Linked DNA regions of Mus musculus: region 2 is linked to region 1. Evidence: chromatin loops called from intact Hi-C (ENCODE). Cell type or tissue: gastrocnemius. All regions are shown on one strand. Each heading gives the region's core, and the rest is flanking DNA. Links, peaks and the distances in the headings are about the cores only.

The links. Hi-C counts contacts between places; a loop is a spot of excess contacts. Peaks named below come from ENCODE experiments on the same cell type or tissue, not always from the same donor. Only the 100,000 strongest peaks of a DNase experiment are listed, where the experiment ranks them.
Region 2: it touches region 1 in a loop (2.9-fold over the local background); 9 of 42 quality-filtered maps call a loop at or near these places.

Annotation. Positions count from the first base shown.
Region 1 is chr3:84,903,786-84,911,456 of GRCm38, forward strand. It overlaps Fbxw7 (F-box and WD-40 domain protein 7), which reads left to right. Exons shown (of 14, transcript NM_001177773.1): 4 at 1-294. Among named protein-coding and RNA genes, the nearest start is that of Gm40080, 29 kb to the left of the region's middle. In gastrocnemius, for the core only: a CTCF peak has its summit at 2,954; a DNase peak (open chromatin) is centred at 2,918.
Region 2 is chr3:84,341,376-84,349,046 of GRCm38, forward strand. No RefSeq gene overlaps it. Among named protein-coding and RNA genes, the nearest start is that of 4930565D16Rik, 35 kb to the right of the region's middle. In gastrocnemius, for the core only: a CTCF peak has its summit at 3,761 (motif pointing right); DNase peaks (open chromatin) are centred at 3,779 and 4,416; H3K4me3 peaks cover 1,082 bases; H3K27ac peaks cover 720 bases.

The sequences.
Region 1 (7,671 bases), core at 1,942-4,441:
CAGCAAGGACAAGTGGAGGAAAATAATAACCGCTTTATTTCAGTAGATGAGGACTCTTCGGGAAATCAGGAAGAGCAAGAGGAAGATGAAGAGCATGCTGGGGAACAGGAGGAGGAAGAGGAGGAAGAGGAAGAGGAGGAGGAGATGGACCAGGAGAGTGATGATTTTGATCCGTCTGATGACAGTAGCAGAGAAGATGAACATACGCACAATAGCAATGTCACAAACTGCAGTAGTGTCTCGGACCTGCCCGCTCACCAGCTCTCCTCTCCATTCTATACAAAGACAACAAAAGTGAGTACCTTTAGTCCCCTTCCAGCTGGTATGCTACCTCGCTAGTTCAGTTATAGTGAAGTCATCCTTGCAATCTTCACATGCAGAACAACTTTAGTAAGTCAGTTTTAGTTTGTTAAAGGCTTTAGTGTTAGAAATACAGATACTAATAAGAAGTCAACTTAATTGCAAAACTAGGGGGTGCGGATTGATGTTGTTTACCACCAAAAAAAAAAAAATCACCAGCTTCACCTTTGCTGCCAGAGTGGTTTGGGTGAGTGTGCAGGGTTGGTGTGAAATATGATGTGTGTAAATTAAGTAATGAAGAATCTTATTTGCAGAGTAGCTAATGTAGTCACTGTCTGTCGTTTCACCAGCGTTAACTCTAATGGGTAAGTTAGTGGAAGTCACAGCAAATAGTTCTGCGTTGTTGTTCAGAAGTTAACCGTGGCTCATGGATGTCTAAGTAGACTAGCTTTCAGTTAACCTGTTCTAGGGATTGCATGGAGTGACAGGTCACTTGTTCTACACACATAAAAACAAACAGTCCACATCAGACATCCCTTTACTCATTTGCTGATTTTTAAATTTAACAATGAATCATTGGATTTAGTCTGTAAATACCTGTAAATTTAACAGTATCTCTTTCAATATGGTTTGACTTTAACTATAGTATCTAATACAGTTGGCTTAAAATTCAATTTGCTGAATCAGTTTTGTTTTTAGGTTGTAAAACAAACTGTCTCAGAGAACGTTTGTACCTCTAATCTCCAGAGCCTGGTCACGTTGTTTTATTTACTTGCTGGCATGGCTTAGGAAGGAAGTGGCATCAGGTCATGGCTCTCTCCCATTTAACTTTCTCAAAATGGAGGGTTTTGGTCTGGGCTGATTCTTAGTGTTTTGCCGTTCTTTTTATTTCCGTCATAGCAGTTTAGAAAATCCTCTAGCACTCTGGAGGGCAGGGCAGGAAGATTATGAATTCAAGGCAAGACATTCTCTCAATTGCTTAAAAGACGTTTTAAAAGTTACCTGTAGCTGTATTAAGACTTCACATATCGAAATCTATTAATAAGAAGAAATTTATACTAATTCAGTATTTTATTTTGGAGGCCTTTACATCTTTGATCATTATAAAACAACAGAATTGTACAGTATCCTAGGCTGCAGTTTCATTTCAGTCCGCAACGTGGGGCCTTAGAGAAGAGTAGGGCTGAGATGGGAATCCTACTGGAGAGGCAGGTGTGGCAGCCTCATCACTTAAGGCAGGAAGATTGTTGTAGATTTCAGGCTGGCCTGGGCTGTATAGTGGGTGTGAGTCTGGGATGGACTGTTCAGAAGACTTTTATCTTTGAAAGGAAGAAAACGTCTTCCACGTTCTCAGTTTGCTTTAAAAATGTCCCTGTAGAAGTCTCCAGCAATCCTGACCGCAGCTCCACTTAGTGTGTCATTCTGCAGCATTTCTGCATTAATGAGAAAAGGCGTGTGTTCTCTGTTGCATTGGTTTACTCTACAGAGCACAATGGAGACTGTCCAGACTAAGGGCAGTTTCCTGCCCTTGGTCATTGAGCTTTCCTTTTTTGTGAGTGTAGAGAAGACGGACAGCAGTTTTGACCTAACTGTGAAGTGGGCACCCTTAAGTGCTGAGTATAACAGTGGCCAGTGGTTCAAGGCAGACTTGTACTAGTTCTTAAAATTTCTGAACTCTTGACAGGTTTTTTGAGGTGCTTTCTGTCCAGGTGACTGACAGACCCATTTGGACTAACTCTTAGTTATAGGGAACAGTCTCTGCTCTTTATAAGAAAGCCATGTTTCCTCTTGGGGCCATTAAGTTTTGTTCTTAAGGGAATATGCCATAAGCAGTATAGAGTATATTAGATACTAGATAAACAGATCGGGAATTCTAATATTAAGTGTCAAGGCTAATTGTAGTCAATAATTGCTGCTTATTAAATACAAACTGTTTACACGTTCCTGAATAGATAAGTAAACAGGTTATAGGGAGCCCAATGGTTCACTCCACACCACACTTTCTTTCTCATGTTTAGATTTTTTTCTATTTTTCTTTTCTTGAGAATAGTTTTTTTTTAAATACAATATATTCTGATTATGCTTCCCCCCCCAACTTCTCCAAGATCCTTCTCACCTCCTTCCTGTCTGTACACCCCACCCTTTCTGTCATGTAAAGAAAAATAATAGACCATGATAAAACAAATCCAAATGAATAAGAATAGACATAACTGGCAAACAAACAGAAGCAAAAGAGCCAAAGCATGAGTAACACATACAGATGTAGAGACATAAACGCTTATACACATAGGAGTCCATAAAAACAAAGACCTGGAAGCCATAGTATATATGCATAGGGTCTGTAGGGTTAAAAAGATGAAGCTTTGACAAAACATTGTGAGACAGAGAACCTCCATGGATGCCATGTAGTTTGTTTGTGTTGATCATCTACTGCTGGGCACTGGACCAACCCTTAAGAGTGGTTTGTTTCCTCAGTGAGACTCTGTTGGAACAAAGTAATTATCAATTGCAAATAGCTTCTAGGTTTGCAATGGGGCTCTGTCTACTTTTCCTCTCAGTGCTGGGACCCCATCTGGCACAGACCTGTGCATGTTCTGAGTAACAAGACTTTCTAAGAACCCTTTCTCTTTCCGTGTGCTATGCTGCCCCCTATGGTAGGATGTAACACACAGTACAGCAGAGTTTCCAAGTTTGATAATGAACCCCCTGAGAACTCAGCTAGCTGCTTTTCTTGTGGTGTTAACCTGACTTTATTGAAGATATGAGGCCACAAGACCTAAGTTGTAAGAGGAAGGAAGGATCAGGAAAAAAGGAATTGGAGGCTCTGGAGTCTATTCTATGCTAGCTGTTTTTCTCTGTGTGACAAGTCTTCACCAAGTTCTAGAGTCAGTTTGCTTTGCCAGTTATGAGTGTTTGTCTTTGCAGGTTTAACTGTGCCAGCTTACTATATCTTTTTTTTTCCCTAAATTATTCTCTCAAGAGATTCTCAGATCATATTGAATCTTTGGCATGTGATAATTTAAAATACAGATTATTAACGTTTGCTTCTGCTTTATCTTTATCAGCTCACTTTCAGCTAACAGGAAAAGCAAATGGAGCTACAGAGGTCAGGTCTTTATCCTCTTGATTTTTTTCGTGAAAACAAGCATGTTTGAGAAGTCATTTCTGTAGTAACTCCATTCTTTATCTCTAATTATTAGATTCTTCCTAGTGATGGTTTTTATCCATTTGCTTCTAGGAAGAACTCCATATACACAGGCATACACATGAATACATATGCAAAGTAGATAGAGAATACATTGTGTCTTTGAGCTCTAAACAGTAGAGGATGAGCAGGGTCTAGTTGCAAGTGCCTATAGTCATGGCGACCAGAGAGAAGGGCTTTAGACCATAAACTTAAAGTAAACAGGTTTGTGGGGGCTCTACTGGAGCTGGAACTACCAGAAAACTCTATATAATAATGTGACCAACAGCTGAAACTTAAAGGGAAGCTAGGTTATACTCTAGAGAATGATGTTCTCCTCAGAAAGTCCATGGCTTAGTTCTGTCCATAACTCTAAACTCCCAAGTTGTATTAGGTCTAGGTATGTCCAGAGAGCAGTTGTCTTATATAACATTTGCTATTATGCACAGCCCTGTGAGTGGCTGTGTCCTTTCCTTGTAAATGAGAAGAAATGGAAACATGGTGAGGTCTGCTTAATTTGATTCAGAATCTGGGGGAGATGATGGCAGGGAAAAGGCAGGCTGTGAAGGATGAGGTAGGTTCCCTAAACACGGGGAACTGTAGCTTGTGGTGCCTGAACGTGGACTCTTGACTCTTTCACTGACTATACGACCATGTGTGATAGATAGCCTTATTGAACTTTTCTTTATCTGTACAATGATTACCTTTTTTTAGAAGTTTTTCAAGGATTAAGTAAAATCAAATATATGAAGTAGGTAGCATGATGCCTGAGAAACGAGGCTAGTGTGTTCCCATAGGCCGGTGACCTGGCTTTGTATCTCTCCCTTAAAATACAATTCATTCTCTATAACACGTATATCTTTTTGTGATTTTCAGTGTTCAGTCATTATGTCACTGCTAACATACAAAAGATATGGAGAAATAAGCAGAAAATAGGTTAATACTTTAACAAAATGCATGCAAGTAGTTGAACTTAATAAACTGGGCTTCAGTAAAAAGAATATAAGCTCTAATCAAAGTGTTGCCAGATCTTGTCAGTCATCAGGCTATAAGCTATTACTTGGAGTAGAATTTGTCAGTGCATCTGTACTTTTTCCAAACTTTAACTGTAAAGTTTCTGCTTACATGCTCTGTAATCCTTGCATTTGATTGATAAAGTCAATGTCAAATTGTGGTAAATTTCTAATTAATTTCTCTTAATACAGTTTTTAAAATATTTAACATTGTTTGAAACTATATTTGCTCAATATATATATGTGAATCAGATTATTTTTAATCTATATTCCATTCACTGAAAGTAGTGAAAAGAATATCTTAATTAAGAGCTTTCTCTGTAAACTAAAGATATTTTCCCTATAGAACATGTTACCTTAGCACTTGAGAAGCAGAGGCAGGCATTTCTCTAGGCCAGCCATAGCTACTTGATGAGACCGTGTCTCAAAAACAAAAACAGAATGGGGAATTTTAAAACTTGAGTACAAATGATATCATTGAGTACAAATGATAAACTTCTAAAATATGTATTAGTACCAAGCAGAGTTATTCCAAGATGTTTTTGAGGCAGATCGCTTTATATGTATAATTACAAGGGCAGTCTTTTTAATGTTATTTTGTTGGTGGTAAGGAAGATGGTATGTAGAATAAGCATGCAGTCTTCAGGATGAATTTCATTTTAGTTTTGATATATAACTTCAGTATTCTTAAGTATCATAGCAGGCATTTGTTAGTATCAGAAAATATAGATGTAACTGCTAGGAACCACTTATTTTACCTAGGCTTTTGTGTAACTTTTCTAATGCATAATAGAGGGTTAGAGAAAAAGGTTTTCTTCCCAAGAACTGGCACATGCCCTTAAAGGAGGGAGAGAAGTGAGACTAGAAAGTGTCACTCACTTGTGTAGTGGGAAGGGTGGGTGCTTTGCTGTCTGGCCTTGATCAGATTCCACATCTCAGACACACTTGGAGCTCTGGCAAATTCTAGCTAGGTCAGCTGACTCCATTGCTTTCTGAGTTTGGCTAGCATGGGGCTCTATTTCATTTATGTTTGTGCGTACTTCATGCATGTGGGTACTTTAGAACTTAGAACAGGTACTAGATCCTCTGAAGCTGGAGTTAAGACAGCCCTTGGTGCCTGGTGGGGATTCTGGGAATAGTACTCAGGATCTTTGGCAGACCAGAAGGTGCTTTAACTCCTGAGCCATTTCTTAAGCTGAAAAGTTTTTTAGTATGTAGTTTCCTGAACAAATTCTTTAGTGTGGCCCTGAAAGCTTCTGGCTCTCCATGTGTCTGTCACATTTCTATTGTTGTAAAGAGATGCCATAACCAAGGCAACTTATGAATGAAAGCATTCAGTTGGGGACTTGCTTACATCATGGTAGAGAGTGTGGTGGCAGGCAGACAGACAGGCATAGCACTGAGCAAGTAGCTGAGAGCTCACATCTGACCCTCAAGCACAAAAGACTAGGTCTGGTGGTGTGTGCATTGAACCCTCACCCCACCCCCACATCCCACGATTAATTTCTCTAACAAGGGCACACCTCCTAATCTTTCTCAAACAGTTTTATAAAACAGGACCAAACATACAAATATATGAACTAGTGGGGCTCATTCTCGTTCCAAGTATTATACCATGAAACATAAATAACTTTCATTGAGGGAGGGTGGAGGGGACACAGTTTGAGAATCCTGTTTTTAAAATAATTTTGAGGTGCCCAATGCTTTAGCAGGAAGGCAATAGTACTCTCCTTTTCCTTCCCTGCTCCCGACTCTCCATTTATATAGACCTGTTACTATAAGTTATTCTGTAATGGAAACTGACAAGGAGACTGGGCTCATCAGCTCCAAATGTAAGGTCATCACTCAGCTTTATGTTTAACAGTTCTTTATGTTAACCTCTGTAGTGAGAATTTTGGTTTATTAAAAAAAAATTCAATTTTGTTGTGTGACTATGTTTTTTGTTTTAATCCCAGGTGTGGGATCAGAGGCTGCTTCACAGCAGGTGATTATGATTTGCCTTGTGCACTACCAGGGGCGTGTTTTTTTTTTTTTTTTTTTTACCAGCTACAGATAGTTTAATTCTGGGGACTCTAGAGAAGGTATAAATGCCAGATCCCCAAGAAGGCTGCTGCTCCTTCTCCTGCTCCTGGTTGATATTGTTGTAGTTTGAAGAGAAGAAGTTGGAGAAATCTTGCTGATGAAAATTGGACTTGCCCCCCAAATCCAGCATCCCTAGTCACCAGGAAGTAGTCTATTTTGTTGGCTGAAAGAGGTCTTCACCCCTCTCCCCTCTAACCTTTTCTCCTATATAGTGTTCAGGGTTGGAAGGGGTTAGGGTGGAATAAGGGTTGGAAGAGAGGTAGAGATAAAAGAACCCAATAAAATAGTAAAAAACAAAATAGCACCAACTGACCTCTTTCTGGTCATTGTGTTTCCATGTAGAGTACTGACATCTCTGTAGTCTTCAGTAGAAGACTGCTGTTATAAGGAATGTATTTGGTGTATTCTCTGAATCAACGTCCTGTTTTTGGTTTGTTTGTTTTCGTTGTTGTTTTCCTTGTTTTTTTTTTTTTTTTTCTTCTGGATAAGTTGCTCTTGAAATGGCATGCCCTTTTTTCAGCATGCTAATGCTGAGGGGCAGTTGACCACACCATCTTTTGTCCTTATTCTGGTCCTCAGCAGTGCAGTGGAAGATGGACTACGTAATGGTGATAGCCATAGTAATGATTGATATGTAGCCATGTGTGTGGCACGTTGCTTTTGTCCCAGCTACTTTGTATTTTCTTCCCAAGGATCATCTGAGCTCCTAAGTTCAATACCAGGCTGGGGAACATAGGAAAAACCCTGTCTCAGTTAAACAAGCAAATAAGGATAAGTCATTTATTGAACACATTTCTGGGGTACCAATAGATTCCTTATGTGGATGTCCTTGCTGAGTCTCGTCGTTGCCAGCCTCGTGTCTGAGATGACTTATGAGCAGGAATTCAGTTGTCCTCAGGTTGGTAGCAGAGATGGTATTGAGCTGAGATTTCACTTCAGCCCAGGTTGTTCTCCCTGAAATACCCAGTGAAGCAGTATTTCCAACTTTGGGATCTGCAGACTATGGAATGACCATAAACCTAACATCTGCTTTCAGGTCCTCAGTGTCACCCCACTGTGGCAAGTTTAAATACACAGTTTCATAGCGCAAGC
Region 2 (7,671 bases), core at 2,776-5,275, 560 kb before region 1:
ACCCCACTTCTTCTCCGTGGCTCCTTTCCTATATACGTTCTTCAAGCTCCAAAGGCATTCTTTTAAAAACCCGGAAATGCTCACTTCAAAAGCACTAATTTTGAATTACTTTCATTACTGTCATCCGGCTATTAAAATCAAAATGGTAGCCTGCTCGCAGTTACGCGAGAAAGGCAGGCTGTCTGATGTTCAGTCTTCTCATTTCTCCTTCAATGCAAGGACATTTACACTGCATTTAAGCTATTTTGTTGTCTGATTTTAAAAAACAGACACTGTCAGAATCCTCAGCTATAGGCTTTCATCTTACCATTGGTGACTGCAAAGCAGGCTTTGCAGGTTGAGAGGCCTGCCAGTCTTTACCTAGCTTCTCTGTTTGTAGGTGGGGGAGCCCTCCAGAATCCAGTCTGTCGGTACCCCATAAGCCACCCACCTGAGACTTATCATTTGGGGAGAATTTCCAGAAGGAAATGACCGGCAGCCACTGCCCTCGTGGGGACCTGTTCTTTCTGCCAATGGAGGAGGGTCCATTGCTCTTGCATCTTAAGCAGAGCTAAGCAACTTGACTGGCGGCCAGGCCAGGCGGGAGGAAACCAGGTGAGCTGGCTGAGTAGGTTTGTGGGGCATGTTTTACTTCTGCCTGTTCCACATCAGCTCCCAGGAGGAATGTGACAATAAAGTCATCTGATCAAAGGTGTAAGATGGAGAACCAACGGAGCCGGAGGAGTCCCCTTTGCCCTCGTAAGGCAATGACCAGCACAGGAGCTCAAGCTGAAAAGCAGCAGGAGCCAGAGGCACAGATGCATGCTCTCAGTGGTAACATCTGTGGAGCCTGAGGCAGGAGGATTGTAAGTTCAAGGCCAGTCTGGTCAACTCAGAAAGAGCTTGTCTCAAATGAAATTCTTTTTTTGTTTGTTTTCTAGAGCATTATCCTAGCATGCATGAGGCCCTAAACTCAACCCCCAGTATAAGAAATAAATAGAAAAGGCACCTGGGTGTATGGAATATCCTACTACATCTTGCAGACTCCGTCTTAGACTCTGGGAGCACACCGTCCCAGGGTGCTGCCGTCACAGTTTGTCCCAGTATGTACTCAGTGGCGTTCAGTGGATTATACTGAATTAGCATAGTGCAAATAGAAAAATCAAGTGACTTGAGCCAGATGTGACCTTCCTGCATGCCACCTTCCCTGGGCCTGTCTTTAGAGACTGTGGCATCCCTCGTCCTTATTGGCACCAGGTTAGGCCTTTGCCATCGATCTTTGCAGTTCGCTGCAAGAAGTCTCTGCTTCCTTTCTCAGCCACCGGCCAGTCAAAGCCAGGACAATAACTAGTCTAAGCCAGGTTGCTCTCAAAACTGCTGTTTGCTGGAGGTGGAGAGAAGGCCCAGTGGCTAAGAGCACTTGTTGCTTTTGTAGAGGATCCCGGTTTGATTTTTCAGCACCCATGTGGTGGCTCACAAGCACCCATGATTTCCGTCCAGGGAATCTGACACCATCTTTGCAACTCCGCAAGCACCAGGCACGCACCTGGCACGTATACTTGCAGGCAAAACTCTCATCCACATAAAACATAATTATCTTTAAAAAAAATGGTGTTTTTTAAAGTTACTTCTTCATGGAAAGGCTTGACACTGGCCTGTACTCTTCAGGATTACGCTGAAGAGCTGACATGAGCCCACGGGGCCTACTTGGTGTAACACTGCTGCTTCTTCCAGTCTCCTACGCATATACTCCCTATCCCCAGTGATCAGCACCCCCCCCCCATCCTCCTATGCCTCCAAGCTTTTCCCAAGATGCCCCTTGGTTGACTGGGTCTCACATCCCTCCTCTACTCCATCCCATACTTCCGTGTCTTCCCACTGTGTTTCTGAGTCCGTTACTATAGAAGTGTCCCTAACTTTCCCGGACCCTGTTTCGGACTCTCTCTGTGCCCCAGACAGGCCTCTGCCAGAAAGCCGGTGTCACTGTGGGGGTGTGAACTGCTTGGTGCAGAAAGTACCAGGATGGTGTAGACTATGGGATCTCTTAGGGAAGCCTATGTGCTATCTGCCGGCGCTCGGCATGGTGCCTGGTACAAACGGTGTCCCCAACAAATACTAAGGGATTGAATGAGGAGATCCAGGGCCTGGGAGAAAGGAGTGGAGAAAATTGCCTGTGCTGCCGTGCAGGCCGTGGAGCTGGCTCTTGTCCTCTCTGAGAACCTGTGTTTCACCTTCACTGCCTTCTCCCCTTCCTTGGTGTGCTCCATATTCCAGCACAGAACCACTTCTGCTGAAGGATGCAGCACTGTTGGGGAGAGAGGCATGATCTCAAAGGTATGCTTGTTCATCTCTCTCTTGACCCATTTCTGCCTAAGTGTCTAAAGCTCTAGTTGTATTGGATACTGTGTGATATACACTCTACGAACAGGAAAACAATAAGAAAAAACGAAGTGTGTGCCTGGGGGAACCACGGTTTTAAAATAGTGCCAAATTGCGTATGGTAGTGCATGCCTATGACCCTACCTGGGAGGGCCCCGGCACTCTAGAGGTAGAGGCCAAGAGATCAGGAGTTTAAGGCTAACCTCAGCTACCTAACAATTAAGACCACATTGGGTTACATCAGACCCCATCACAAAAACCGAAAACAAACAGAAAAGAAAGCAGTACCTATAATATAAAAGTACCACCTGAGGTTATAATGAGCATCTTCAGACTGAGTGCAGATGATATTTAAGTCCACCGACTTCCCAACTCCCTCTGCATACCCACAGAGAGGTCAGATTGGCCAGCTGGCTTGTCCCCCTTTCTACCTCCGATCCATCCCTGCCCGGCTCTGTGCCATAAGACCAGGGCATCTATGGCTTGACTTAGGCACTTATTGGCTTGGGCCGCCACACAGAATGTCTACTAGTGAACTGCAGGGGTGGAGAAGTTTGTGTTTGCTTCCAGATTCCAGGTCAACAGAACTTCTAGCCAGAGCACAAAGGACTGGAACTAGGCAAGTTTCCTTAGGGAGTGTGGTCTTTGTAGCTCTGAGAGAGTTGTCTTTATAAATGCCACCATTCCAAAAACAGAGGAAGCCGGAGAGGAGTCTAGACTGTGGGGGTGACACTGGGTCTCTTGGGACACATGTAGATGATGCCAGGTGACACTTTCTTACGGCCCCACTACCAGCCTCTTTATCCACACCCACTCAACCGATTTAGTCCCTGGCAATGAACTTAACCAACGATGGCCCCCCAAACACTGTCTCCCTGATGTAACCTTCTTCATGCCATCTGGGGTGCTTTATTCTTTTATTCTGATGCCTAAACAACTAGTTTGGACCATGCCATCTCTCAGAAAAATCGTCACTACAAATCAACAGCTGCAGGATAAAGAATGTTCTAACTGTTTGCCTCACACGGGGGTCAAACACAGTGCTAAGCACTTCCACATGCGCTGCCTAATTTAATCTTCCTTAAAACCCTGAGGTAGCAAGCACAATGCTCTTCGTCGGATAGATAACAAACTGATTACTGAGAAGTTTCGAAATTTGCCCAAGGTTACACTCATTCTTGACTGCCAAGGCGGAGATTTAGACTTGAAGACGCCAGGATGCTTGCCCTTAACCACCAGACACGACTACTGTGAGAACTCAGTCAAACCTGTCATCCCCTTTAACCCTGAATTTCCTTCAGTGAAAATCAGAGGGCAAGATGAAATCTTTTGAAAAAGTCCCAGTTGTCCCTGACGCTGCACAAGTTCTCCTGAAGAGCCGGGTTTACCCCGGCTTACCAGTAGATGGCGCACAGCCAGCAATACAATCAGCTTGCAGCCGCTCCAGGGGGAAGCGTGATTTCCTCTGAGCTTTGCCTGACCGGCGTGGGAATGGAATGGAAATGTGTTCCCAGTGGTAAATGGTGCAAACCCACACAACTTCCACGTGGTAGAGCCGAGAGCTTAGCGAGTGAGATTGACTCGTAAGGGCACGACACTGCCGTAGCTGCTGTTCAATTGACAGGAGACCCTGGGGGTCCTCTCAGTGACTCCTGCCATCTCTCCCCTTCTGAGGAGATAGGACATGCACTCAAAAGAATTAAGTAGCTGCTTGCCACACCAGCACGAGTTTTCTTAACCAATGAAAGAGACAGTTATTGTCACCAACTCAAACCCACTTTATAAGACTCCGGGGAAGCCTCAGACAGCCAGCCCCATGCCCATGTTTGGAAATAAACTGGGCGTGGCTTCCTCCCAACACCCCCACCCCCACCCCACCCCCCGCCGATAGATTTGTGGTTGTGTTCGCTGGCTTCCTACAGAGGCTTTGAGTCTCTAGCTGGACATTTCAAGGAGAACCAGAGACTATAGACAGCTTCACAACACACATGCCAGGAAATGCTGGGCCCCCGAGAAGCCACAGACTTGTCCTCAGTATATGGTTAGAGTAAGAGACATGCTGGTCACACTAACTATGCCTGGCACATCGCCATGTCCTGAGACAAACCCTGAAAGATGGAAATGGGACTTCAATAGAGACCTGCGAAGGGAAGGGAAAATGGTGAGAACAAGGCTTCTTCCACCTTAACGTTCAGCATGTGCGCTCTTGTGCACACAGGTCGGGTCATAAAACTGGTAGTAACATCCGCACATTGTCGTCTTCCAAGGAGAGTGGGTAAAGCTGAAGGAGGCAGGCGGATCTGTTTCATGAGAGTACAGAATCTCAAACTGCAAGGTTACTGTTACCTCTGCCCCTACTGCAGTATAAACCTGTATTCATCTGGAAGTATCTGGAAGGAGATGCTGGCTCCCCAACGTTCCTTCAGTAGCCACAGCTCCCCCACTCTGCTTCACCCACAAGCAGAGTAAGAAATGGGCCCACAGTCTGGGCTAACTTCTATTTAAGCAAAGCAGTAAAATTGTTTGCCAGCAAGAAGTACATCTTCCCAGTCATCACGCTCTTTGTAACAGTTTTCTAAGTTTTTACACTGGAAGAGAAACAAGGCCTATCAGCTATTGAAAAGTAATTTTTAAAAAGTAAAACGATTAATCTGGGTGCTGTGTGGCACATGCCTACAATTGCTGTACTTGGGAGGCTGAGCCAGGAGGACTGCTGGGGGTTCAAATGGAGCACAGGCTACACAGCAAAATCCTGTCTTAAGAGAAAAAGAAAAGAAGAAAGAAAATAAAAATATCTCTTTGAAAGCCACTGAGGTTGGTGTAAGATTGAGGAGTTCTCAGTCCCTCTTCAGCAAGTTTGCCCAGACTCTGAGGAGCTGGAAGGCTCTGAATCCAGCATCAACATGCCAGTGGGGGGCAATTAGCCCTGAGTCAGGGCTGCATGTCGGGAGCTGATAGGACTTTAATGGATACGTCCCACTGTGGGAAGAAATCTGCTTTTCCACTACCTCCTGGTCAATGACCATGGCTTGCCTGTGTTTATGAGCCTGGAGTCTTGTCAGACTGATCAAGTAAAAAGATACGTGTGGCTCCTTGGATCCGACCATCTCCCCTGGAACTGACTGCTCTTCCCAATGCCACAATGTCAGCTGCACGAGAACAAAGCTCGAAGACATTGCTTGAGGAGAACCAAGACACCATCTGGTGGTCGTCTCCTATAAATCTTCCCCTCACGGGCAAATAAATGCCTTGCACAAAGGAAACTGGCTTTGTGATTTGTAGGCTGCAGGGAACCAGGCTGTGTGACCAGGGAACCAAAACTAGACACGTCTCAGAATAGCCAGCTTTCTGGAGTGATTTAAAGTACTTAAACTTTAAAGTTTATTGGCTGATTTAAAGTACTTGTTTATTTCGTTTTGGGGGTGCTGCTATTTGAATCCAGGGCCTTGGGTATGCTAAGTACAGGCTCTACCATGGATCCACCCCTACCCCAAATTTTATATCAGCATCTGAAACAGGAAGCCCAGAGGCAGCTTCCATCTGAGGAAACTCTCAGCATGAAACAAAGAATCTTTGGATGGCCCAGTGTCCCCCTCTGGTTGTGAGGGTTCTTAGAAGGCAAATGTACCCAAGAAATCCTAGTCTGTAGACATTTTTCCTCCCGTCAGTGTGTTGCGGTAAATCAGAGCAGATGTTCACCTCCTGTCTATCAGGTTCCTCTCCTCTTGGAAAACCCTCTCCACTCACTGAAGGCCATTTTTATGAGAGTAGTGCATCACAGACTTAGCCTTCTCCACATCCAGCCTCTCGCCTTGGGCTCCCTGACCACAGACTGCCCTTTGTCCTCTTTGGCAGATGGCAGTGACTAAAGCGACCTCAAGTTGACATTTCTTGATCAGCGGCCACAGAGCAAGGCTGTCCTTGGGGCAGAATTTCCAAGCAAGTGAAGTCCTTCTCTGGGAGTCCCTTTGTCCCTCACTCCAGCTGCATGGCCTGCCCCCCTGCCCACTCCTTTCTAGCCCCACACTGTCCCTGTGTCCTCACAAGGTGTGAAGTGCATATCCCGACTCTAGGAGTCCTGCTTGCTAGGAGGAAACACCATCGAGTGGCTGTTCTGTAAAACCTACCTGAGCCAAGGACTAGAATGTCTGTGATGAGCCAAGGACTAGAACGTCTGTGAGTGATTCATGAAGGGAATGGGAAGCTCAGAAAAGTGACTGTGGGCAGGTGATGCTTGCTTCAGCCTTTCCACCCACAGAGAGCCTCTAGTTACACACTGGCAAGACTGCCCTACAAGAAGGGCCACTCAGACCTGATCTCTGTACCCTATAAACCCACACCCCATTTCTCCCCAGTGTTGGGGCCCCCTGTGCCCATGAGCTGAGTCTCTTTTCTTCTTTCTCCTCCTGTAGTTAGCAGGCGTAAGTTTAGACTTGTCCGTTCTGAACTAAATAGCCGGGCGCTTCTCAGCAACGGATACTTCACGTTAATTAACAGGAAGGAGATGAACCAGGAACCAGTTCAAAACTTGTTCACTCGTGGCTGGGGGAGGGCAGGAAGCTAAGGATGTGAAGCAGGGTGCAGTGGAGCAGGGAGAAGCGAGGCGCGGGCTGACTTGGTTCCCTTTGTCTGAGACTAGGAAGGGGAGAAGAGAGGGAAGCTCCCCGTAATTAAAGCAAGCAGGGTCACCCACATACCCTAGTTGCAAAGCCGGAGGACAGGCACATCAGTGTTTCAGAAGGTGGAAGTCACCTAGACTCCAGTTAGCAGGGCAACTATTTTAACTAAACTAGGCAGGAAACATTCAAAGGAGAGTCACACTCACGGACACATGAAGTCTTACACCCATACTGTGGTTTGGACCTAGAACGTTCCCCCAGTTCCATGTGTTAGAGAATCTTGGTCCCAGCCTAAGGAGCTATCTATCAGAAGACAGTGGAACTCCTGGGAAATGGGACCTATTAGAAGAGAGGTAGGTCACCAAAAACATGCACTTGAGGGGAGATATTAGGGCCCTGGAGCCACTTCCTGTCTCTCCCTCTGCTTCCTGTCCACAGTATGAGCAGCCTCATGGACCATCTGCAGTTCACCAAGATACTCTGCCTTGCCACAGGCCAAAACCACAGTGCTGTAGATTGGACTGTAGGTTGGAGTCACAAGCCAAATAAATCTTCCTCCTGTAAGTTGCTGATTTGGGGGTCTTGTCACCGTAACGAAAAGCTGCTAATGCAAGCATTCTTGTGGGAGACAGTTGTCATAGCCACCGACTACTCAGAGTTGGTCTGAGGAGACCTGACAGAGGAGGAACCTCTC